Regions from separate parts of the Homo sapiens genome. Here region 2 is linked to region 1. The links are chromatin loops, found by intact Hi-C in ENCODE. Cell type or tissue: Caco-2. All regions are shown on one strand.

What was found. Hi-C counts contacts between places; a loop is a spot of excess contacts. Peaks named below come from ENCODE experiments on the same cell type or tissue, not always from the same donor. Only the 100,000 strongest peaks of a DNase experiment are listed, where the experiment ranks them.
Region 2: it touches region 1 in a loop (2.5-fold over the local background); 2 of 110 quality-filtered maps call a loop at or near these places.

What each region holds. Positions count from the first base shown.
Region 1 is chr3:35,798,065-35,806,064 of GRCh38, reverse strand. No RefSeq gene overlaps it. Among named protein-coding and RNA genes, the nearest start is that of MIR128-2, 58 kb to the right of the region's middle. In Caco-2, no CTCF peak of the experiment used is centred here; a DNase peak (open chromatin) is centred at 4,884.
Region 2 is chr3:35,905,221-35,913,220 of GRCh38, reverse strand. No RefSeq gene overlaps it. Among named protein-coding and RNA genes, the nearest start is that of MIR128-2, 160 kb to the right of the region's middle. In Caco-2, a CTCF peak has its summit at 4,641 (motif pointing right); a DNase peak (open chromatin) is centred at 4,680.

The sequences.
Region 1 (8,000 bases):
TTTTGCAGGTAGCACTAATTGATTTATCCTCATTGATATATAATTTTCTATTGTATAACTTATGGAATTTGTGATATTTCAATAAATACCACAAGATATTTATCCATTCTATGTTAATGAACTTTCAGTCATTTCTAATTTTTTTTTTTGCTGTTACACATGGTGCTGCTGTAAACATTCTTGAACACATATTTTGTTTAGTGTATGCATTATTTTTGTTGAATATACAAATAGAGGGTTATGCCTACATTTAATGTTAATGGATACTACCATACAGTTTTCCAAAATGACTACCAATTTTTACTCCCACCAGCAATGCATGAGAGTTTTCAGTGCTCCACCCCCTTCTAGCACTTGATATTTTCCTTTTTTTTTCATGTTAGCTATTTTGGTGGCTAGATAGTAATATTTCATATGGTTTTAAATTGCATTTCCATAACGGATAATTAGGTTGCACATCTTTTTCCATATTTATTGGAAAGCTTCATCTTTTTTGAAGTACATATTCAACTTCTATTGCTCATTATTTTATTGACTTTACTGTTTTATTCTTATGGATTTTAGAAATATTTGTATTTTCTATATGTCTTGTACCGGTGACTTGCAATTTACATGGATTATACATAGATTAACTTATTTTGTGCCTCCTTTTTCAGTATTTTATTAGTGGACTTTTGATGAAAAGAAATTATTCATTTTAAAAAGTTTAAGTTATAATCTTTTCCTTTATCATTAGCTTTTTTTTTTCTCTTTAAGAAATCTCTGATTACTTCGAGGCCATAAAAATATGATTCTGTTTTATTCTAAAGGCTTTATAGCTTCAACATTTACAAGTACATTTACAATACATCTGTCATTGAATTCTGTGTATGGTGTGAGATAAAGATTGATTGATTTAATAAATACCTTCACCTATACCTAAAAAGTTTATGAAGTATATCTTACTAAATAAAACATCTTAGTGAGAATAGAAACAATTTATACCATAAGGAAAATATACCCTGATTAGCAATAGTGGAACAAAGGCTAAACTCTGTTAACATTTTATTGATGAGGAAAGCTTTAAAGAGCAAAAACTAGCTACAAGCTTCCTAGCAGCCAGGGTGAAAAGGTAAAAATAATGAATTTCAAAGACATTATTGTCTATTAGAGAGAAGAATGCTATTTCCTAGGTGAAAATAAATTATTCCTGTGTTTTGCTCTGAGAGTAATTTTCTATGAAGACAGGTATAAAGGCATTAATTGGAGAACCATTTGTTTAATTTCAGAAAAAGGAATGATAAATTACAGCCACAGGCAAACATTGAATCACAATTGTTTTCCTGCCCGTTCAATAAATATAGAGATATTATATTTTTTCAGAGAAACAGAAAACACAGAAAAATTCAGATTTAGATTCTGAAATGTAAGAAAGGCTCCTTGGAGACCACAACAAAATTAATTTGTATAACATGAACATATATTTAATAAATACATCAAGAAGCCTTAATTTCAAAATAGCAAAATAATTCAGAAAAAAATAGAAGATAAAAATTATTTCCCCTTGTCTTCTGTCATTGACTTCATCTCCAAGGATACAATGCCTAGGAAAAACATGCACTGGACAAGAAGGGCTGGTCATTCCTGGCAGCCTGGACAAAGCAGGCTTTCTGCCTAGTTTGCCTTTAATTAAAACATCGACACACATCACCCTCACCTTCATGCTTGTTGCATCACCCTCTGAAGCACAATGACTACTATACAAATGTTGTTATTCCTTATAGTATAAGGCCTGCAGGTGGACAGTAATATTAATTTTTTAAATAAATTCTGTAAAGGATGACTAAATTTTTTGCAGATCTCTCCAAATTCTATCTGTCCCTGAAAGCTTTGTACCTTCTAAAAGAAAAAAAATCTCCATGGCCTTGAGTATCCCTTATTACACTCAGAAAATTACCCTAAACACCCTTATTGCCCTGAATAACCTAGATGAATTGGATTTTGTGTATCATGATCTAGAAATAGTCTACATAGGTCATTAGTGTCTCTTAGAGCTGTCATGGATCTCAAAGGTCATCTAACCCTAATCTAACTGATCATCAGAGACACTTTTAGATCTTCCTAAATACATGAAATCGTAAAGTCTCATTCCCTACCACCCACTCCATTTACTGGACATGAATCACCGAAATTTCACAATTGATCAGAGCATTTAGGGACATGGTACTGCACTGGAAACTCCAGGGATGGATGCTTAGACAGAGCTTCCTATCTGAAATCTCACTTTGTTCCTAAAGCCATCAAGTGATGGAGGAGTCATTATCTCTACTTTGGAGATTAGTAGATAATGACCCAAAGACTGAATAACCTGTCTAAAGAAAGAAGATGGACCCCACAGTCAGGAAGATGGGGTTTCGAATGCAGTTGTAGTGAAAGGAAAGTGGTGAGAACCAACGGAGGCTGAGTGAGGGTCAGGCATGCCCCTTCTCCTGAATGAGTTGGGAAACAGCCTGATCTTAACAGAAGTCTCCAAAGAGGAATTCCTTTGTGAAGGCACTTTAAGACAGCATAAGAGAAAACTCAAAATATCCACTAAAAATGTATAGGTTTCCAGGAAGTACATTAATAGTAAGAATTTCAGGGAATCTTTCAGGTCAATATGTCAGCCTTTTGGTTCATTTAGAACAATATACAAAAGTATAATAAAAATTGGCTTAACCTCTATAAATGAACACTGCTTAGCCAATATGGCATTTTTCTTTTCCTTTCACAAATGTAGAATGTAAAATCGCAGAAGGTTAAGGAGCTTGCACAAATTCCACAGCGAGTGTTTGAGTGTGTGTATGTGGTGGTGGTGGGGGATGGTATTCAAATTCAGGACTTCTTACATAAGTTAAAGGATGCTTTTTATATCCCGTGTTGTAGGTATAGCAATATGGCAGTGTGGAGGAATCCACATCATATCCTTGTTATGTATGCGTCCCCAAGCCCAGGAATACAGACTGATGAAGAGCCACCAATTTGAAAAAAAACCATCAATTAATTTCTTGAAGAAAGTTTAAATAAAATTTAATAATATATAGATAAATACTCAACAGAATTAGACATTAAATAGACATACATGTTTGTTTGTGTGTATATATGTGTCTGTGTGTGCATATGCATGTGTATGCCAAAAATAACCCTAGGGCACTAACACAATGTAGATTTTTCACAACACTAGCTCCCTACATTCCACTTGCCTCTTTCACCAAATTCATTTAGAGCTTTACATTTTGCATAAAGAAAAATGGAATACAGACATCCTAGTCCTCTGGTACAATATGAGTCTTGCCAGCATGTAAAGGAAGCTAACCAAGCCAGGTAAATCTCCAGTGAGAAAGACATATAGGCATAGCAAGGCAATAAATCATAAAATGATCCTTCAGCAGATTCAGCTGCAAGTGTTTTTTATCTATGTTCCTTTTAACAACTCTTTTAATGGCATCTCACTGTTTCTCCCTTAGGAAGTTATTTCACTGTATAATTGGCCTTGCTTTAAGTGAAATGTTCTTAATGTCCAATTTAAATCGCTACTTTTTTCAGTCTCAGGCCATTGCTCTCTGTTACATTACTATTAAGCACCTTAACTAATTCCTTTCTCTTTCAAAAGGATGAAATTGGCTTGCACATTTCATTTGAAAATGTAGCTTTATTCTTCTGAATCAAAAATTTAAAACACTTGAAAATGACAGATGAGCATCCTGTTTTTTGAGAGAGCAGGTGATTTTCCTGTTTCTGAAATTTCCACAGATTGCAGCAGCAGCCTGTCTGTAGCGGTAGCTGTGAAGATAGCAGCTGCAGCAGGGAAGGTGCCACCAGGGCTGCATGCTCCACGGAGATTGTGGGATCACCACCTAAGCCTTCTGAGTTTGTGGGATGGGAGCCCCATCCTCCTGGGCACAGCTGCAGCCACCCAGCCACGGCTGCAAACACCGGCATCCCTGCCAGGCTGTCCCCCATGTTCCCAGTGGAGTCGTGGCTCCAAGTGAGAACTTATGGTTCTTTTACTGGGCCTGCCTGTGGCCACCCATGGACCAATTAACACAGACTTCCTCCCTTCTGAACCCCATAAAAACCCCCGGACTCAGTCAGACTCAGGTAGAGTCAGGCGGCCTGCCTACAGATAGGAGCTACCCACTCCGGGTCTCCTCTCCACTGAGGGCTGCAGACATTGGGATGATCTGCCTGTGGAAAGGAGCTACCCACTCTGAGTCTCCTGAGGGCTATACTGAGGTGCTCAATAAAGTACCTCTCCACCTTGCTCACCCTCTAGTTGTCTGCATACCTCATTCTTCCCTGACATGGGAGAAGATCTCAACACCTGCTGAATGGTGGAACTGAAAGACATGTATGTAATGCAAACAGGGCTGAAACATGCCCAACACTCCCCACCCCTGCTGCCTGTGCTTGCCACATTGCAAGTGACAAGGAGAGAAGAGCTCTGGCCTTTCAGGGAGGCCAGACTTAAGGGCTCCTTGAGCCAGGGTGTGACACCCCCTTTGGGGCTCTGTGGTTCCTGGTGTCTCCAAGCTTCCAGGCACCATTGCATTCCCCACTGCCCGCAGTGGAAGCTGCTTGTGTTACACCTGGTCAAACCACAGCCTTGCACAGAGCTGATGCCTATGCTGGTGCCTGGAGCTGCCTACCCTTCCACAGCAACTGGTGTGCCACCGTGTGCACAATGGCTGGATCCCATGCTCTCTCATTCACACACCCCTTGCCACTCCACACCCTTGGCAGTGTGGCATCTGGGCTGGTAGCATGAGCCAAGTGCAGCCTGACAGGCTGAGTGGGCAGAATAAGCCCAGCAGGCCCAAGCAAAACTTGGGCAAAGGTGGCAACAGCCACAGAAACTTCCAGCTGGAGGAGCTACACTGTAGGGATCCCATGACACCACTAGCTTAGAAATAATTAATGGGACTGAGGCAAGTGACCAAGAATGCACTATGTACATAGAGTTTCTCTAAGTGACCCTCTAATGGAAAGGCAAACACACTGATATTTCTTCAAAAAATGTGAACCTTGTACTAGTTGAGGTTCACTAACCTTTTACACAAAGGGGAGAGACACATTTGCAGACACAGAGATGCCTACTGACTGACTTTCTCAATAACATGGGAGAAACAACTGCAAATATCATGTTAAAAAATAGAACTGCAAGGGGGTAGAGAGTCTTATGGTAGCATCATGATAACACAAACGTTGGTGGTTTCAAACTATTAGTGCAATAAAAACCTTGGGAATACAGGGTGAGTGATATGGCCATAAGTATCACCTACATTTAACCATCAGATCTATTTTATTAGGCTATTCTGATGGAGGCTCTGGATCTTTTAGCTAGAAACATGATTCAGTGCTTCACAATAAACTTCCCTACTTTTAATTCCAGAACCTTTATACATATATGCCTTACCTTCTTCCTCCCTGGTCTCCTCCCCATCCCTAATCCCTACGTGCCCTCTCATCTATATACGCCAGACGCTAAAGGTGAGAAGCCTGGAGTATTTAAAAAGTTGAGCTCTTCCCCAGTAGGATGCTATCTAGACAAATTGGACTGGGCCTGTGGGTCATCTGCCCACACATCTTCATGAATACTTGCTGAATTTGTTCATTGACTATCCATCAAATTCAGATTGAGCCTCATTCCTACTCAGATTTATATCTCCTTCTGTTTGCTGTATCTGACCTCTTCTCTCTCCCATTCCAACACTGAGGGTAAAATGGAATAAAGCATTAAAACAAAACAAACCAAATAACAAACACAAATGTCAAAGTATTCCCTGAGCTTCTGTTGTCAGGGAGGTGTTTAATATTGTCGTAGAGGAAGCACCATCAAGCCCAGCAGAAGAATCAGTTTTCTGTTACGATATCAATAAGGTAGTGATTTTCCTCTACAGAAGAAGAGTATCAGCTGCCTCTCATTCCTACAAGGTACACATTATTGGGAAAAGCAGAAGACCCATCTCAACGAGTGAAAGCTCTTGCCGCTGATGACACAAAACAGTGGCAAATATTTCTGTGGAAAAGATTGGAGGTTGCAAAACCCCGCTGAAATCAGGCGATAAAGATTTGAACTTGAAACAAAAACTAAAGCAGAAAACTAGAAAATAATGCTAAAACTCTAAAGAGAACAACCTTTCTTAGTAAAAGGTGGACAGAATAACATGGGAAGAAGCAAAGATTTCTAATCTTGTGTGGAAGAAGTGGCATCCAGAAGAGTCCAGAAAAAAAGATTCTGAGCCATAATGAAAAAGTACTGTCACCATTTTTTTATACAAGGGGGAATAGGGAGCTGATATTAGATTTCACTGCATATTGTGCATTGATACTGAATATATTGTGATGGAGACGTGGCAGCCCTTCCAATGCTGCTTCCAATTCCAGCTTAGTCTCTATTTGTTTTTCCCTGACAGATTATAGTGACTATGCCTTGTGATGCAGCTTAAGACAGGGCACTTATGTGCCCTGATGCAGAAGGTCGTGTCCAAGAGGGAAAAGTGAGACATATATCTCTAAAGTATTGCTGTGCATCCAACCATCCAACAGAACTGCTCAGTGGCTCAGTGTTAAGAGTCTGGAGCTAGAAATCATTTTTGAATTTTCCCAACAATGCTAATGGTAGCTGTAGCTCAGTGGCAAATTTTAATTATTGTTGCATTCGTCTCCACTTTCTGAAAGAAGAGGACTTTCAAGTGTAACCTATCCTACTTTTTGAGACCTATACTTCTTTATAAACCATGCTGAGGTCATATCATCTTGTAATAAAAAGTCTGCAGGAGTCGGTGGGTGCCTGTTAACTCTGTGCCTGGCGTTTAAGGTCGTGCCAATCAGGCCCATTATGAATTTCCCTGTACGCCTCCTCTTTTTGTTCTAGCTGTCCACTTCCTACTCTAAGCAACCTAAATTATACTGCATACTTTCCCATGTTTCTTTCTTTTCCATGCAGGCATTTATCTTGGTTGGGGTTATAACCCACCCATCCTATCTCTGTGTGTTCAAATTTCATCTACCCAATAGAATCCACGACAAAAGCTTCATAAAACCACAGCCAGAAGCCATCGTTTCTTTCTCTAAGATATTTTTACAACATTTTTCACATGAGACCTATAGTTAATTTCCTATATTTTTATTTATTTATATACTTATATAATGTATTTCAAAAATTCATAAGCTTCTTAAGGGTAGGAGCTCCATAGACTGTGGCTCGAGGTCTTGAAATTAGTAAGTGTGAAATAAAAACTTGCTGAATAAATGAATGCGTAATCACTCTCGTTCTCTTTTACAATCACATAAAGGTGTAAGAGATCAGTAGAGACAAGTATATCTATATGACTATAACCATAATTGAAGATATAAATATAGATATCAAGCCCTTCAACATTAAGAATTAAATAAAGATCCAGAAAGTCTGGCACTATGGCACGACCTTCCAGATTCACATATTCACAGAAGAAATAGTTCAATAGTTCACACTACAGCAGTTACCAAAATATGCCACCGTTGGAAGTAGGGTTGCGATATTACATTTTGATACAGAACACTGTTTCTATGGAATTAAAAGAGATCTATTTGTGCTCTTGTTTTGGGATTCTCTAACACAATTAAAAAAAACAAATGGTTCTTGCAATATTAGTCTTTTGATATATTCTGTGAACAAAAGATACTGTGTTCAAATATGTTGGAGAAACTATGCAAATTATGCCTTCTTCTTAAAAATTTATAATATAAAGTGATAAATTAAAGGTTTCCAAAAATTTGGTAGCTTTTGGAAAGATTGTTTAACCTTGTTTTACCTTGTTTCTCAATTATGATTGTCCTTGCAACAGTCTGTTTCATATAACTATACATATTCCAAGGAAACAGTCTTCCATGGAATTTTTAAAAATTTCTTCATTTAATATTTATATAAAATGCTTACATTTATATATAAGATATTACTTGACTTCAAAACCCAAAAGATCTGTTTTAATAACACCTTG
Region 2 (8,000 bases), 110 kb before region 1:
TAAAAAATAAAATGATTGGTAAAAAATAGGCAAATGCAAATTAAGAGAAAGAAAATATTGAGATACTAATATTTGACATGGTTAAAATCAAGCTTCAAACTGTGGAACAGCAACAGCAAGAACATGAAACAATGAAGTCATGATTACAAAGAATATCTAAACTTTCATAAATTTCTGTGCATCCAATTTTTCTTTTTTGAGATGGAGTCTCACTCTGTTGCCCAGGCTGCAGTGCAGTGGCGTGATCTCAACTCACTGCAACCTCTGCCTCCTGGGTTCAAGCGATTCTCCTGCCTCAGCCTCCCGAGTAGCTGGGACTACAGGTGTGTGCCACCACTACAGGCATATGCCACTAGGCCTGGCTAATTTTTTTTGTATTTTTAGTAGAAACGAGGTTTCACTGTGTTAGCCAAGATGGTCTTGATCTACTGACCTTGTGATCTGCCTGCCTCGGCCTCCCAAAGTGCTAGGATTACAGGCGTGAGCCACCGTGTCAGGCCGCATCGAAATTTTTAAAAATGAAAATGCATAAAGCAAAATCTCCAGCAAAATCCAAGGAGAGAAATTAAGCAAGACATAGTAGTAGGCAACCCCATTTATATCTCCTGGTTCATGATAGATCAGGCAGAATGAAAATAAGTTAGGCTATAAAAGTATAAATCACAAATTCAATAAAATAAGTACAGTGGGTGTTTTTACTAGCTGTTATAATGTAAAAGAAGGGAATCTACTTCCTTTTCAAATATTATGAAAAATGTACAAAATTTGACTATTATGCAAAAATGAAATCTGACATAACAATGCAGAAAATATTATTTAGATCACAATGCTGGAAAGCTAAACATTAAATCAAACATGGAAGAAAAAATTTTACCACTTGGAAATTTAAGCATACAAATTAATTATTCTTTACTAGAAAAATGAAAGTTACCCAAACTTACCTAAGAATAAATGAAAAATCCTTGCAAATCATTATACAGAGGATGTTCAAAAATGTAGCAATAATCTATTAGACCAATTAAACACTAGTCCCAGACAATTTCTTCCAATTTTTAATATAATATATATCTAATGAAATTTAAACTTTGCCAGAGATAAAAGTTTACAAACATCTTGTATAAATTCTACATAGCATTAATAATAATATCTAAAACATAGAACAATCTAATTTTTGAATATTGAGGAAAACAATTTATTTTAAAAGAGAATTCACTATTACATCAAAATAATAATATAAACAAGTGGTCCTGAGATCACTGGATATTCACATGCAAAGAATGAAGTTGAATCCTTCCTTTATACAATACAGAAAAGTTAATTATCTCAAAGTGCATCATTGTCACAAATGAAAGGCTAAAACAGTAAAACTATTTTAAAAATTGTGGTAAAACTTCATCATCTTGGATTAGGGCCTTGGCTCTTGGCACAAAAGTACAAGTGTCAAAAGAAAAATGGGAATATTTGAGTTTCTCAAAATCAGATAATGTTGTAAAGGACACCATGCAAAAGTGAAGAGACAATCCATGGACATATATACACAAGGAGAAAGTATTTGCACATTACATATCTGATAAGAGACTTCTATCAAGAATATGTAAAGAACTTTTATAATTCAATAAAAGAAGGAAAACATAATCTGTTTTAAAAATAAGCAAATAATCTGAATGTTTTTTTCAAAGAAAATATACACATGCACAACAAACACATGAGAAGATTCTCAACATTATTAGTCATTAGGAAAATGCAAATCAAAACCAGCTTGAGATACCACTTCACATTTACTATTTAGTATGACTATAATAAAACATCTTGGCAAGGATGTAGATAAACTGGAAGTCTCATATATTGCTGATTAGCCTGTCAAATGGTAGAGCCACTTTGGAAAACTGTTTGACGATCCTCAAAATATTAAACATAAAGTTATCATATGACCCAGCAATTTCACTTCTAGATCTATACCCAAGAAATGACATATGTCTACACAAAAACCTGTACATGAATGTCCATGGCAGCATTTTTATTAATAGCCAGAATATGGAAACAACCCAAATGTCCATCAACTGATGAAGGGATAATCAAAGTGTGCTATGTCCATACAATGGATATGAGGTTATCAGAATTTTGGTTGGTTAAAAAATAAACAAAAGCATGTAAAAAAAATAAAATGCTTCTTTCCTTGAAAGTTTCAATATTTTATAGATATCCATTCTCCATAATACATAAATGTAAAATGTCCCCAAACCAAAATATTTTTTAAGAAATCAGTAGAGCTACATTTAGAATTAATATGTAAAAATAAGTAGAAACAGTTCTCGGAAAGTTCTGAAAAGTAAGAATAAGGAAGAGGAACTAGTCCAATCAGATTTTAAAACATATATAAGTATACAATAATTAAAATATACAGAAAATAATGCATTGTCCAAAAGTAAAGCTAAATATATGTAAGAATTAATTTTATGATGCAGATAGCATTTTAGTCATTTGAGACAAGAGGCAACCAACAAATCAATTTTTTAAAATTAATAAAGCTTGAATGCTGCTTTATTTCTAGTATTAAAATAAATTCCAGGTAATGGGTAGAATTTTTAGATACTGAAAACAAAACCATGGAAGTTTTTAAAATAAGAACAAGAGGCTTTTGCTTTGTTTTTATGACAATAATCTTGCAGTTGGAGATGACTTTGTAAGACTAGCAAAATAGTGCATAGAAGGAAAAGAAAATGATACATATGCATATTAAAATATATAATAAAAAGTCAAATCAATTTTTAATATTTTAATTACCTGTAACAGAGAACTAATTGTCTTATTATAGAAATAACTCTTACTAATTAGTAAGAAAATGACTCATACCCTAATAGAAAATGGGAAGTCAAATGGATTTTATTTTTAAAACATTCTTATCTTAACTCAAAATTTTCAAATTTCCTAAAATGCAATTTAAACCCATAATGAGTGCACTCTTTTCACCTATGTGATTTGGAGATACCTGTCAGGTAGAAGCAACTGTCCTCTATGGAAGCTGAAGTGGTCGCATGCATCCTCTCCTCACTCAGAAAACAAGTGACTTCTGCCAATCAGGAGCTGGCTCCCATAACTTTATCTCCTCAAGTTGATGTCACAGGGTGGTAAGGCAGTTTAGAGATGTTTTGTTTCATTGTAATGACTTTAATGAATGAATTGTTGTGCTGAAACCCTTCCCTAGCATTCCTGCTGCCCAGCCCTCTGGAGTTTAATTGATTCCTACTTATCTTCAAAGTTCTCTCCCAGGTTCCATTCATCTCCATGAGGAAAATACGGCCCCTCGATGCACTCTTTTTTACTTTTTAAGGTAACCAGGTTTGGTTTCTGTTACTTGCAACCAAGACTTTTGAAAGATACATAAATAATCACATAAGTGTAAGGTTAAATGCGTAAGATTGTTTAATGCACAAAATATGGTTTGGCTGTGTCCTCATCAGAATCTCATCTCAAATTGCAATAGGAATTGTAATCCCCACGTGTTGCGGGAGGGACCTGGTGGGAGGTGATTGGCTCATGGGGGGCAGTTTCCCTCATGCTGTTCTCCTGATAGTGAGTGAGTTCTCATGAGACCTGATGGTTTTATAATGGCCTCTTCCCTCTTCACCCTCTCCTGCCACCTTGTTAAAAAAGTACTTGCTTCTCCTTTGCCTCCCCGCCATGACTGTAAGTTTCCTGAGGCCTCTGCAGCCATGTGGAGCTGTGAGTCAATTAAACTTCTTTCCTTTATAAATTATCCAGTCTCAGGTATTTCTTTATAGCAGTGTGAGAACGGGCCAATACAGCACAAAACACAAAATTATTTGTTTATAATAGCTGAAATTTGAAGTAAAAACTCAAATTCCATCAATTTAAAAAATTAAGAGAAGATAGAAAAAGAAGATAAACCTTATTACTTTGTAAAAGAAGAAAAGACAGACAATTTGGAAAAAGGAAATATCAAACTTAAAGGTTTCATCCAACATATTTAACTGTAACCTCATCTGATGTGTAAACAGACAGTAACCTACTCTATTAAAAAGAAACAGTCTCAGCCCATCACCAGCAATCAACTGTTGAAGGCAGATTCAAATTAACTGAAGGCTCAACTGTAACCCATCCAGCTGTTTCTGTAGCTCATTTCCATTTTCTGTAAATCACTGTTCTTTATCTGTCCCTAAAAGTTGTCTGACCACGTGACAGCCCTGGGGCCACTCTAAACGTATTCTGGTTCTGGGTGCTGCCCGATTCTACGAATCAGTCTTTGCTCAGTTAAATTCTGTTAAATTTTATTAGTCTAAGCTTTTTCTTTAAACAATATCCTAAGTTCAAAACCTAAGAGGTCATTAATTATGTGACCTTAAGTCGACTACATAACCTAACAATAGCTCATTATCTTCAGACTGTAAATTAGAAATGAGAAAGTTCAACCTCTTTGTAGTGATAACCCATGCAATTCAGTTTTTTTCTCCAAGGCAAGTTAACAACAATTTATTTTCACCCTACAAATTGCATCTTCTAATCAGAACTAGGTAATTATCTCGAAGTTATATTACTATAATTCAAAAAAAAATCATTTCAATTTGGAGGAGCTACAATTCAAGGGATTTGGGGGCTAAGTAAGGAAAATAATCGACCACGAGGTGGCAGTAGCGCACACAAGCTTTATTGAGTGTTGCTTTGACAGGTTTGCATGCAGGCAAGTCCTTCATAGCAGGCATCTGGCCAGAGGCTAGAGGCAGTGGGGGTTTCTACTCAGAAGAGGAAGAGGGAAAGGGAATTCCTGGGGAGAGGAAGATCAGAAAGGAGGCTTACCTATCTGAGTGATGTCTGCTCAACAGCACCAGAAATTATTCTCATCTATGGCTACCAGATTTTTACCATCGTATGCAAAGCAGTCAGGTTCTAAATGGCTAAAATGTGCTTGTTTGGGCTATGTTTAAAACCATCTGCTATATAAAAATTTCAGTTATACTGAAGAAGTAAGCAACCTAGGGGCCAATTCACAAAAGTCATCTTTGACTCATTTGTATATAACAAATTTTAGTGGGATTATATGCCTTATCTATATAAAAGTAAAACTGTATTAGAACCCACTTTTGCATAATTTCTGTGTTCTTTGGTAACTTTGAGGACAGAAAGAAGAGTTAGCTAAAACAGTTGGAAATACTTTTATAAGGAAGCCAATGTACTTTGGGACTTGGGCAATGTCCCAGTCCAAGACCATTCAGGCATACGAAACATCATACCTACTCTCAGGGCGTTCTTCAGTCTATAATTTATCATTACAATTCACACAAAATGATTTACAGTACTTCTAAACCTGCTCACACAGATTAAATGTGTTTTTAAATATCATAAATGAGAAATTTGAAAGATTCCCCTTTGCTTATCTACAGCCTTGGCTGCCAAAACCTGCAACTAACTAGCACCAAGTAAGTTTTCCTGACTCTTTCAGGTATATACTAAATGAAGGTGATACTCTTGGAACAAAAAGAACAGGAAAGTCATTACAAAAAGTTCTAGCTATCCAAGAATATTGACTCTGATCCCTTGAGCTATAATGTCATATCTTAAAAGAAGAATGCTTTGGAAGGAATATTCTGAAATTCATTCTGGTTTTATTTGAATATTAAGCCTTGTCTCAGATTTCTCTGCAATTTTTACATGTCTTGTCTTTTGTCTAAATCATCTGGAGATGTTATCTTTTCTTTAAAAAAAAGCTAATGTAAGCATCTGGTAAAAATTTAAATATTATAAAGAATATACAGTGAAAACTTAGTCTTCCTTGTAAGCTTGACTTTCGAGCTTCTGCCCCAAACACTAACCCTAACACTAGCTATAATCCTAATCTCCCAGTTTCATGTACAGTATACATTCTTCCAGTAAATCCAAGCGGAACAATAATATTCACACAATGTTCTGTACCTTATGATTTTCTCTTGAACAAAGACATACACGTAGTATTTAATGTGGTATGCTGTTTTATTGATGTATCACATTTTCTTTTACTAGCCCTAATTAATAAAAATTTTGTGGTTTCTGTTTGGTGCTTTAAATGGCACTACTATTGAAATCTCTGTGTTATTCCATATATGTGTAGGTGTCAGACGTGTGTGAACCTGAGCAACTCCATCTTAAATAGTAGTTAGGTAAAATGAGGCTGAAACCTACTGGGCTGCATTCCCAGATGGTTAAGGCATTCCAAGTCATGGGATGAGATAGTAGGTCAGCACAAAATGCAGGTCATAAAAACCTTGCTGATAAAACAAGTCACAGTAACAAAGACGGCCCAAACCCACCAAAACCAAGATGGCCACAAGAGTGACCTCAGTTTATCCTCACAGCTATACACCCACCAGTGCCATGACAGTTTACAGATGCCATGGCAACATCAGGAAGTTACCACTTATGGTCTAAAAGGGGGAGGCATGAATAAACCACCCCTCGTTTAGCATTTGCTCAAGAAATAACCATAAAAATGGACAACCAGCAGCCATTGGGGTCATAAAGAAATAATCATAGAAATGAACAACCAGCAGCCCTTGGGGCTGCTCTGTCTATGGAATAGCTGTTCTTTTATTCCTTCACTCTCCTAATAAACTTGCTTTCACTTTACTGTATGGACTTGGCCTGAATTCTTTCTTGTGTGAGATCCAAGAACCCTCTCTTGGGGTCTGGATCAAGACTCCCTTCCTGTAAAGTAAGTATATAATTTTTCTCAACAAAATATATGGTACATTTTATGTTCCTTGAAATTTTGAAAATAATTTATGAACACACAGATTCCAGGGTTGAAACTATTGCTAGAGATGTTTTATGAACAGCTTCAAATATTTTAACTAAATTATGTTTTTGTAGACACTCAGTTGCTTCATATTTACTTATTACTGAGTTTGCTTCAATAAACTGATTCTGTGATGAGTCCCTCCATGTGCCAAGCACTGTGCTAGGTGTTCTAAACAACCATGTAGAAAAAGACATGAAACCTAGAATCAATCAGTTTGCAAATAAAAAATGAACAAATTAATAATGTCTAAAATAACTCTCTAAAATGTATAATTACGTTAATTACGTTAATGTCTTGAGAAGTTGCTTTGAAAGTGACAAGGATGACCATGGTAAGTTTAAGTGATAAGGGGACATCCAAGTAGTGATTATGACATGCAGTTGATTAGGGAGAATGTTAAAGATCTGTGAATCATCATTAGATGTCCTGTTTAAGTATTGACAGTATTTCCAGTCAAAAAGGGAACATATTTAGAGAAAATCAAAAGGTTAGTAATTTTGGTTTAGGAATCCACAATCAAACTAAAGAACTGAAAACAAAGGGAAGGAGAAACACCAGTGGTAAGCAGTGAATCAAGAGGATATGAAGTCATGGAAAATAATGGCTATCCGTGTTACCACTGCAGGTCCTCCTATAAACCAAACCACCTGTGCCAGGTAATTATTGCAACAGATAACCAAGTCTAATCCAGGTAGGTGCAAGAATGTTGTTGGCTAATTGTGTACTCTCTGCTTCTGGCATTTTAAATAACGCCTGACACTATGGTAAGCACTGAATAAATGTTAGGTGTATTACCTCTTCCTCTCTTCTCCACTCTTTCCCTTGCTGCCTACTTCTCCTGGCTGCTGTAAACCAAAAATAAAATTCTTAGTCCCCCAACCAACTGAATGGGCCCCTACCCTTGGTCAAGGGGATTACAAAGTAAATTCGAAAAACTAGTTCAGGCCCTGATGGGAAGGAGAAGTCAGACATGCCTTATTGAATGCCCCTCTCTTTGGAATTCAGGCACAACTGACCAGAATTAACATTAAAACAGATCTTAAGACTGACTAAACAGATTCTTTGTAGCAATAAGAGACCAAATTCCAACCTGATGGTAGTATAGCATCACATGACAGCATGGCCTGAAAGAAATCAAAGTATTTTACCCCAAAGTATATTTCTTTGATATATTTTGAAATGGCCCTGCAAAGCTATCTCTTGTGGGGAA